2 separate regions of the Homo sapiens genome follow, and region 1 is linked to region 2. A link is an interaction called in ENCODE POLR2A ChIA-PET data of the cell type or tissue named here. Cell type or tissue: CD4-positive, alpha-beta T cell. All regions are shown on one strand. Each heading gives the region's core, and the rest is flanking DNA. Links, peaks and the distances in the headings are about the cores only. Region 1 overlaps TRIM3 (tripartite motif containing 3). Region 2 has its middle 11 kb from the start of SMPD1.

The links. ChIA-PET counts read pairs that join two places held together with the same protein. Peaks named below come from ENCODE experiments on the same cell type or tissue, not always from the same donor. Only the 100,000 strongest peaks of a DNase experiment are listed, where the experiment ranks them.
Region 1: POLR2A ChIA-PET joins it to region 2 with 5 read pairs; 25 of 35 experiments call an interaction of 5 or more read pairs at or near these places.

Annotation. Positions count from the first base shown.
Region 1 is chr11:6,450,545-6,455,921 of GRCh38, forward strand. TRIM3 (tripartite motif containing 3) reads right to left here. Exons shown (of 12, transcript NM_033278.4): 8 at 727-894; 9 at 348-516; 10 at 7-77. Among named protein-coding and RNA genes, the nearest start is that of HPX, 12 kb to the left of the region's middle. In CD4-positive, alpha-beta T cell, for the core only: no CTCF peak of the experiment used is centred there; no DNase peak of the experiment used is centred there.
Region 2 is chr11:6,376,708-6,382,084 of GRCh38, forward strand. No RefSeq gene overlaps it. Among named protein-coding and RNA genes, the nearest start is that of SMPD1, 11 kb to the right of the region's middle. In CD4-positive, alpha-beta T cell, for the core only: a CTCF peak has its summit at 2,736 (motif pointing right); DNase peaks (open chromatin) are centred at 1,684 and 2,754; H3K4me3 peaks cover 478 bases; H3K27ac peaks cover 946 bases.

The DNA of each region.
Region 1 (5,377 bases), core at 81-5,080, 74 kb after region 2:
ACTGACCTTCACTGAATGGTTATGGAAGTCCGTTACTACAATTTCATTCTTGTTGTTCACAGCCACAAAATGGGGCCCTGAAAATACAAAGTGGTCTTCAGGGCAGTAAGCTGGGATGCTGAGTGGGATGGGGAAGAGTATCTGGGAAGATAAAAGCTAGGGTGTTAGGAGAGGGGTGGGGTCTCCAGGACTGAGACAAATTATTTCTGAGATGATAGGGCTAACGTAAGGGAAGTGGGATCTCCAGAGCCAAGATATAGGAGGAGAGGGCCTTTACAGCTGGGGTATCTAGGGGAGTTCTCTGGAACAGGGGTATCAGCATAGATCTTGGAGCTGTCCCCCTATACCTGCAAAGTGGCGGTCAGTGGCCCCACGGCCCCCAAAACGGCCAACCAGTTTGCCATTGGGCTGGAAGGTAAAGACGCAGCAAGACTTGTTGTCGACCACAATGATATGTCCATTCCGGTCTACGGCCACTCCCTTGGGGCCCATGAGGCGGCCAGCTCCAATCTTGGTCTGGAGGAAGAGAATATCCATAAGAGGCTTTATTCTGACAGTGGGGAAAGTAGTCCTAACCCAGTACCAAAGCAGAATCTTGGGCTGGGGAAAGAACAGGGAGTAGGAGGAGGTAGGATTGGATCAGTCCAGACCCTGACCACCAAGAGGCACTAGACTGGTCAGTTCAGCTGGACACCAGGGTAAGTAAAGTGACAGCAGGCCTCTCACCTTGAACTTGCCCTCAGGGGAGAAGATGCTGACCCAACGGTTGTCATAGTCTGCCACAATTATGTCTCCATTGGTGTCCACTGCCACACCTGTGGGGCGCTGCAGCTGCCCAGGTGAGCGTCCTCGGACCCCAAAACGGAACTTGAACTGGCCCTCATTGGAGAAAACCTGGAGCAGAGGAGCAAGGGGAGGGAGCAGGTAGGAGGGGAGACACTGTGGGCACAGACAGAAGGGAGTAGGATCCTGAGGGAGGAGACCCCCCCACCACCATTTATTCAGTCATTCAACAAGCACTTACTGACAAAATCAAACATGGCAGCAGGTCTGGGGCAATGCAACAGAGATATGAATGGGATTGTGAGAACATGAAGGGATGAAGGGGAATGGTGAGAAAAGGCTCCAAGAGAAGAAGATGTCTGAACAAATAGCCTAATGAGGATGCCACATAAACCAAATTCGGCCAGGAAAGGAAGAGGAAAGGCATTCAAGCAGAGTGAACAGATTGTAAAAGGCACAAAGTCCAGTATGGGCACCACTTGAGGACTTGTCCAGTGTGGCTGGACTGCAGGGAGCACCCAGGTGAACAAAAGAAGGAATTATGTTTTATCCTGGGTGTAATGAGGAGTTTCTTAACATTTCTAGGCATAGCAGTGACAAGATCAATTTTGCTTTTAAGAAAGAACATTCTGGCTGTAGGGAGAAGTCAAGACTACAAGCTAGCTGCCCAGTCAGAGGCTGTTGCAGTATTCCAGTTGAGAAATGATGATGGCTTGGACCAAGGAAATTGGCTGGAGGGACGCAGATGGACTCAAGACATATGTAGGAGGTAGGCTCATGAGACTTAGTAGCAGACTGGAATGGGGTAGGTGAGAGAGGAGAAAGTATACAAGAATTAGTCCATTCAGGCTATGGGGCTGACAAGGAAACCTTCCTCCTACACAGAGTGAACCTTTCAACCTCTCCCTTCTCCAACCTCCTCTAATTTAGCTGCCCAATATGCTCAGGTCTCCCCATCCCAAAAGCACCTCCTTTAATCCTCCTTCCCACTTTAGCTAAGCTTTCTGGCTTTTCCTTCATAGTCAAAACATTACTCACTACATAAGTCTCATACACTCTGCTTTGTTATAGGCTCTGGGGACACAAGATGAACGAGAGCCAGGAGCAGCCTTGGAGAACTCAAGTTCTGGGCATTGGCCTTGCTCTTGGATTCAAATCTGTGCCTTCCTTAATGGACTGGTCTCCCCGCCCCGGCCCCACCCCAACTCCATCTCTTAGTCCTGCAGGGCTGTTTAAACTGGTCCCACCAACAGGCATCACTTTCTTCTAATGTGGACCTTCTACTAAGCTCTTCTCTGGCTGACCAGCACAGCTCTTGGGTTCTGCAGTGGTCCCCTGTGGCAGGACAGCACTCATCAGTATGAGAAGGGAGATACCATGAGCTCCACGAGCTAAATAGTAGAAGTGAGGGGGCACTAAAAGGTACAGTTTAGCGGTGAGGTAATGCCCCTCCAGTTTGAGCAGCTCAGGTTCTGGCTCAATACTGATGAGGCTTTGGGATGTCTTGTTCTTCCAGTCCCAGCCTATCCCACCCCTGACACCTGGCCAACTCTTACTCATCTTTCCATTCTTAGAATTTCCAGGTCACTTTTTCAGAGAAGACTAATGACCAAGTACCACCCTCCGCCCTACCAAATCAATATGCACATATAAACTTAGGTCACCAGGATATATGCTTTACAGCTCTCTTCATAACAATTATCACTTTGCAGCTAAATAACTGTTAAATATCGGTGTCCCCTTCTAAGGATGTAAGCCTCGCATGGCATAAGGACTGCATCTGTTTTGTTTGCTGCTGCACTTGCAGCACTGATATGGCATTTGGCACATAGTAGGCATTCAACAAATGAATGAACTCCCCAGCTCAATCTCAGACCTGAACTGGACATCTCCACTTGAATGCCGCATAGCTATCTCAAACATCTGCAAAAGTGAATTCATCAACTTAAACCTGGGCCTGCTCCTGAATGGCAACACCATCTACCCAGTCCACAAAGTCCTGCCATTCTTGACATTTGACGATTTAGCAAAATCTGCCATTCTTGCTTCCTTAATATCTCTAGAATCTGCTGGTGTCCTAGTTTGGTCCTTAACATCTCTCTCCTATACCATGGTATCTGAAAGTAGATCCCTGACTTCAGGGATCTCACAGTCTAGTGGGGGAGAAAGACTTAAACCAAAATAAAACAAAACAAAACCAGACAAAAACAAAAACAAACCAGTGATTCCAGTAAAGTATGAAAAGTACTATAGCAAAAGGCTGAGGGAACTGAGAAGAATGTGATTTAACATTCTGCCTAAGGGAATGAGGGAGTTTTCACAGAAGAGCTGATAAAACTGGAAGCTTAGACAATTACACAAGGACATAATATATACAAATCAAATTATTAATTCAGAATCACAAAATGTTTTTTGTCTTCTGTCAACTGATGCTGGTTCCACTCAGTGAGGTCTGCCTCATCCTCCACCATAGAAGTGTCCAAAAGAGAAAACGGTCATGTCGTGAGGACCCCAATCCCCATGTACTGAGAGGAGGAGGGGGATCAGACCTCATCAGGGAGCCCAGCCCATGCCAGCCCTAAGGACTCCAGAGTAAGAGAAGCAGAAATTCAACTTAGAAATCTGAGCCAGGCTCCTAGCAGTGGCGACATAGAGGGCAGGTGGAAGTAGAAGCAAGAGGAGGACTGCTATAGAAGTAGCAGGTGTTTGGAAGAGAGTGGAGCTATACCAGGTGTTCCCTCTCAATTCCCCACTCTGAAACAATGGGGAGGCCAGGTGCAGTGGCTCATGCCTGTAATCCCAGCACTTTCAGAGGCCAAGGCAGGAGGATAGCTTGAGCCTAGGAGTTCCAGACCAGCCCAAACAATATAGTGAAACCCCGTCTTTACTAAAAATAAAAATAAAATAAAATAAATTAGCCAGGTATAGTGGCATGCGCCTGTAGTCCCAGCTACTCGGGAGGCTGAAGTAGGAGGATTGCTTGAGCACAGGAGGTCAAGGCTGCAGTGAGCTGTGATCATAGCACTGTACTCCAGCCTGGACAACAGAGACCCTGTCTCAAAAAAAAAAAAAAAAACTATGAGGAAGTTCAGCCCCCTCACCAGGACAGACAAAGTGGCACTTGTTTTTCTGTGCATGTGAGCAGTGAGCACACCTGTGTGTGTGCACAACAGAGAAGGGGTCCCAAATCTCAACTTTTATGCCAGGAAGCATTCCCAGCCTAGGGAGTTGGAAAGGAGCTGGAAGGTGTAACTGAGTAGGGAACTGAGCACCACCTCATTACTCCCCCGCAATCCCCTCCTCACTATCCAGGCTGGGCCCAAATGCCTTCCTGTGCTGCACAGGGCCTCTCCATTCCTCTGCTCTTAGAAATAGGGTAGGAGTAAAGGACGACTGGACAGAACTGGGAATATGGCCACAGAAGAGTCCCTTGCACTTTTAGACTGTTAGGTGAAAAGCAGGGGTCAGAGAGTAGCCGTCACTGAGGGAAAGGACCTTAGCAGAGCTGGATCGATGACATGAGTACTCAAGCAGGGTCAGGAAGTTTAAACGTATAGGTGTTTAGAAGTAAGGATCTTCAGCGAAAAGTTTTGCTACCCAGTAAAATGTTTCGAAGAAGTAAAGTGCATGGTAGTTAGAAACAATCCCCTATAGGATAAAATCAAAATTCCACACTCCATCTCCAAAACCAATTACAATCTGACCTCAGCTACCCCTGGCTTCTAATAGTAATCTACCTCCAGGCCTGCTGGGCTCCTTCCAGTTCCCTGAACCACCTCCTCCAGCACTTTCCCACCTGCTTGCCTTTGTTTACAGCCTCCACCTGGACGATGATATTTTTAACAATAGCTAACATCAGAAGTTTCACTAGATGTCAAGTATAGTACATCATTTAACACTCCCCGCAACCCTATCAGATATACTTTTCCTAATTTTACACATGAGTTAACTGAAGCTCAAAGAGGTCATGTGACTTGTTAGTATGTGACAGAGCTAGGATTCAAGCTCAGGTGTCTGGTTTCAGAGCCTGAGCTTTTAACTGCTCTGCTGTGTCAACTACCCTGGTGCCCACTGTACTAGGCTCTGAGCTTTTACTACAAGAAACAGAGGGAAAAAAAGGCACATTTCCTGGCTTTGAAAAGGAGCTCACAGTGCAGCAGAAACCATGTTCATTCAGTGCGGTTGATGCCATAATCAGGTGTATGAGGTTATGGGAGAGGCAGTGGGAGGACCACCTGCTACAACTTCTAGCCACTGAAAGATACCCCCTTTGGCCAAGATACCCCTATGCAACTGTCTAGCCAACCTGATAACTGCAGAGACTCCAGACAGACTACATACATTCAGGAGCCAGGCATGCATGTTGGAAGACACGGAGGGCAGGCCACCAGGAGAAAAAGGGAGAAAGTAAGAGGCTCAAGGAGAGGCAGAAGGAAAGGAGGAATGAGCCAGATCTTTGCAGTCCAGGAGCTGACCTGCCCTAAGCCATGGCCTACAAAGTAGAGGCTACAAGCATAGTAAACTCTGGTTTCTGACTGAAGGTGCTGGTTACAGTTGTGGCCTATGGGAATGGGGTGGCTGGTGGGTGCGTAAG
Region 2 (5,377 bases), core at 252-5,251:
GGTGGCTCACGCCTGTAATCTCAGCACTTTGGGAGGCCGAGGCAGGTGGATCACCTGAGGTCAGGAGTTTGAGACCAGTCTGGCCAATATGGTGAAACCCCATCTCTACTAAAAATACAAAAATCAGCCAGGCGTAGTGGTGCGTGCCTGTAGTCCCAGCTACTCAGAAGGCTGAGGCAGGAGAATCGCTTGAGCCTGGGTGGCAGAGGTTGCAGTGAGCCGAGATTATGGCACTGTACTCCAGCCTGGGTGACAGAGCGAAACTCCATCTCAAAAAAAAAAAAAAAAAAAAAAATTAACTAAGAGAAGGGGAATAGCTAATATAATCAGATCCCTGAGAGATAGAACAATATAAAAGTATCAGCCCTTTGTAAGAGGGATGCTTCATCTGCTGGGAACTGGGCTCAACTACTTGCTAGCTGTGTGATCTTAGGCAAGCTATGTAACTTCTCTGCACCTGTATTTCATCATCTGTAAAATATTAGGATATAACAGAGGGGGAAAGGGAGAGGATGGGTACAGATGCAAGCAGGGTTTTAATTTGTTGTAACAAAGACAAGGGAATGTCTCTCTGGATGGCTTCTAAATTATCTGTAAAATAGAAGGCAAAATCAGTAAGAGTGGGTGGTGTGAGGACAGAGGATGCAGAGATATGAAAAGATCTACAAAGCAATGAAAAAGTTAGAAAAAGTAGAAAAAGAGCAAGCTCACTAGAGAAACACGGAAAAATTGCCAGGCAGCACTGAGGGACCATGTGAGTCTGGGGATCATGAATTTATCATTATATCACTTTTTCTTTTTTTCTTTTCTTTTTTTTTTTGAGACGGAGTCGCGCTCTGTCGCCCAGGCTGGAGTGCAGTGGCTCGATCTCGGCTCACTGCAAGCTCCGCCTCCTGAGTTCACGCCATTCTCCTGCCTCAGCCTCCTGAGTAGCTGGGACCACAGGCGCCCACCACCACGCCTGGCTAATATTTTGTATTTTTAGTAGAGATGGGGTTTCGCCGTGTTAGCCAGGATGGTCTCGATCCCCTGACATCGTGATCCACCCGCCTTGGCCTCCCAAAGCGCTGGGATTACAGGCGTGAGCCACCGCGCCCGGCCTTATATCACTTTTTCTAGCTATAGAATTTGCTGTAACAATTTCAGCTACTCTGGTTCAGAAGAAGAAAATGAAAGTAATTGGGATCATTTGAGACTGGAGTTCAGCCAGATGAAAATGACAGAGGAGAGGGGAACACAGGAGCTGAGCATATCTGCAAAGGAATTACTATAATGTTAGATTATAAAGTATTATTTTAAACAGACAGGAAGCCAGGAGCAGGTGGGTAAACAGAGAGAAAAGGAAGATAGACTGGATGCATTGATGAAGTCAGAGAGCTATTGCATTGGGGGTGGTGCCCATCCACCACACCACCCATGCACTCATGTGCACACAAATGTGCATGCACAACCATATATATTGGTTTCCTAGTTCAATTTCTGTTTGGAAGCTGAAAAATATCCTCCCAAGGATTAGCTTCTTCAGAGAATAGAGATGGTAAAGAAAAAAAAATGTAAAACTGTCTAGGTTTCAGGACTAGATTTCACCCTTGTTCAGCCTACCCAAGTACAGGGCTGAGACACTTCCTTCCACATTACACTCCCCTTCCTGTGTGTCAAAGATCTGACTGCTTCAGTGGAGCTTACAAGTATCCTGAGTCGTTTTAAGTGAATGTCCACATGAGACAGTGTGGTTGGAGTGTGGCAATATCTCAGGACACAGAGAGGTGACCTTCATCCTATATAAGATGTAGGTAGCTGCGGATGGAAAGCCTTCTCCCAGGAACGACTGGAAGATCATCTGTCAACACTGGTGACATTGGGTGCTCACGTGACTGTTGACAGGAGGTCTGCAGGGGACAGCTTCTATGTTGCTTCCTCATGCTGGCTGATGGGGTGAGGCAAGTATGTTATTCTTGCCCCTATCCTCTCCTGAGCTGGAGTCTTCTGTAGGGCAGGGCTTTTCCTACTAACAGGTATATCCCCAGCTTCTTGGTCTGGGCCTGACACAGAACAGTGTGTGTGTTGGCGGCGGTGGGTGGGAATAAATGGATGATTTCCTGACAATAGATGGAGCTAAGTTATTGTCATTAAGTAAATACTCCCTACGTCTTCCACAGGGCGGGGTGGCGAAGGGCAGTTTTTAACATTTAACTTTTCCTTCAGCCTCCACCTCACTGTAACCATAGATTTCCTCTCTCCTGTCAATGGACAGTGTGGATAAGGCATGGAAAACTGGGGAGAGTTATCAGCTAGACCTCATTAAATCAATGATAGTCAATACAGATACAGCATCTACTATGTATAAGGTGGTAGATTCTGTATAGTTGGTAATGAAATATAAGATGCAACTTTAAAAGTTTGCATCAGATACTAAAAGTCTTCCTCTGTCACATCTATTAATCTAAGTACTGTCTCATTGTAACTTCACAACCTTATATTATCTATTATCTTCATGTCACACAGAAAGAAATTGAAGCTCAAAAAGTGATGTGCTTTGTCCAGGTCACACAACTAATAAGTGGCAGAACAAAGATTCTAATCCAGATAGCTTGAATTTAAATTGCAGCCCCTACTATTGGGGGTTCTACATACACTGCGTTGGAATTGCCTGTCAAGAAAAATTTCTTCTGGATTTGAGCTCTTAAAGGTATAGATTACTAGCTTTCCAGTAATCCCTAAAATTTCCACAAGAGGGAGACCTTTCCCCATCAGTGCTGGGCTGCTGTCTGGAATTTCGAATTCAATTTGCAGTTTCACAGACAGCTCAAGAATTGGCTGGCCACTTGAACAGAATTTGTATAGGTTTCCTTTTTTTTTATTTTTAATTTTTTTTGAGACAGAGTTTCACTCTTGTTGCCCAGGCTGGAGTGCAATGGTCTGATCTCAGCTTACTGCAACCTCCGCCTCCCAAGTTCAAGCAATTCTCCTGCCTCAGCCTCCGGAGTAGCTGGGATTACAGGCATGCACCACCACGCCCGGCTAATTTTGTATTTTTAGTAGAGACGGGGTTTCTCCATATTGAGGCTGGTCTCGAACTCCTGATCTCAGGTGATCCGCCCACCTAGGCCTCCCAAAGTGCTGGGATTACAGGCGTGAGCCACCGTGCTCAGCTGTTTGTACAGGTTTCCTGACACAACAAAATGTAAGTACCCTAAGCGAATGTCTGCTTAAATTAACCCAGATTAACTAAGAAGTTATCTGTCCCAACCAAGCAGCCCATTTTGTCCCTCTGCCAATCACTCTCCAAGCCAGGGACTCAGTTCGCCACTGAGGCAGAGGCTGTATAACTTTAGATCTTTAAACACCAGCCTTGCTCTCCCTTCCCCAAGTTCTAGTCATTATCCAATAGCCTAGAAGCCTGCACAATAGGTTTCAGAAGTTCTAAAACCCAGAGAAAGTCAAGAATAAGGTTGTCTCACCTTTCCCACTACCAGCCCTGCAGAAAACTTTGTTCATAATGAATTTTCCCACCTCCTAGGCCTCAACCACTATCCAAGGGCTTACAGAGACAGTGTCTGAGCAACAGGTACGGAATCCTATCATGTCGTACCAGGAACCACTTTTCAGCAAAAGAGGTGTAAAGCGGGCACATGACTTTTGTGTCCACTGGTCACATTACAGCCGACCACCCAGAAACTGCCAGCCTAACACAGTGATAGAATCAGCTGTAGATGCACAGCTGAAGCACAAACATGGAAGTAATTCCTAGAGAGGAGGAGGTGCCACCTTCTAGCATGCAGTATACACTTTAAACCAACAACCTGGTGTTCTGTTCCCAAAAGGTAAAACACATGGGTTCAGAACCAAAGAGAGAAAGCAGGCGTGGCTCTGTTCGCCATCACTCCCAGGAATCTACTTGGGAAATTTGTGCTTTCTGCCCCTACAACTCTAGGCTCTGCTGCTTTAGAGGCTCTGATTCCCAATGGGGAAATGTGTCCAGCAGGTGAATGGGTTATGGTTGTTGCCTAGGAACTCTGGGCTCCTGCGTGCAGGGGCCAGCAGGCAAGAAGAGGCATGATCATGGTGGCTGTAGCGTTGATCCTGATTGTCATTGTTGATCCTGATAATACAACTGTTACAAAATGGAGACATGGGGGAATATGCTTGGCATCCAGCTGGCCCACTTGGGTGCCTCTTGGTAGTCCCTGCCCTATTTTGATGGTAAAAAGACAAGTGCAGGAGCATGGCTTGAGGAGAGCATGGATAGTGAGGCTCAGACCCCCCAGGGAGAAAGTTTGCATTACACCATCAGGTAAGCCACTGAAATCAGCAGAGGTGCTCTCTAAGGGTGAAGGAAAGCTAAAATGGATAAAAGAGGAAAATGATGAGTATCAGTTGCTGTCCTGAGAGAGGCTTCAGAGAGCTATAATTCTTTCCACTATCTTTCTTCTAATTTCCACCATGAAGAGAGACTCATTAGTCATTAGTATGCTAGAGGAGCTGTTCCAGACTTCTGTGAAATGAATCCAAGTGGCACAAGAGGTAGTCTGTGGTGGACACTGTGATGTGCCACCTGACCTGCCTTCAGGAACAAAGGGCTTATTCCCCCATGTAGACCAAAAATAAAATTCTAAGCTCCCCCAACCAACTGACAGAGTCCCCTCTCTCCCAAAGACATTCCAAACTAAACCAGAAAATCTAGTTCAGGCCATGATTGAAAGTGGGGATTGGACATGCCTCATCATACTCTTCTCTCTCAGAATTGGGAACAAGTGACGAGCATTAACATTTAAAAAGATCTGGCCGGGTGCAGTGGCTCACGCCTGTAATCCCAGCACTTTGGGAGGCCGAGGCAGGTGGATCATGAGGTCAGGAGTTCAAGACTAGCCTGGCCAACATGGTTAAACCCCGTCTCTACTAAAAATACAAAAATTAGCTGGGCGTGGGGGCAGGTGCCTGCAATCCCAGCTATTTGGGAGGCTGAGGCAGAGAATTGCTTGAACCTGGGAGGCGAAGGTTGCAGTGAGCCGAGATCGCACCACTGCACTCCAGCCTGGGCGAGAGAGCAAGACTCCGTCTCAAAAAATAAAAAATAAAATCATAAATAATAAATAAATAAAAGATCTTAATGGGGAAAACCTACATTCTGTAGACAATCCCTTTTTTTCTCCAGGTCTCTCCTCTGATCCAGGAGAAAATTAAGAGTCTGGCACCTGTTTAGGTCTGATAAGCGCTCTGATGCCTGATACATGGAGGTTTCATCTGCATGATAAAATCTTGGTCTCCGGGTCAGGCTTGGTGGCTCACGCCTGTAATCCCAGCACTTTGGGAGGCCAAGGCGGGTGGATCACCTGAGGTCGGGGGTTTGAGACCGGCCTGGCCAACATGGCAAAAT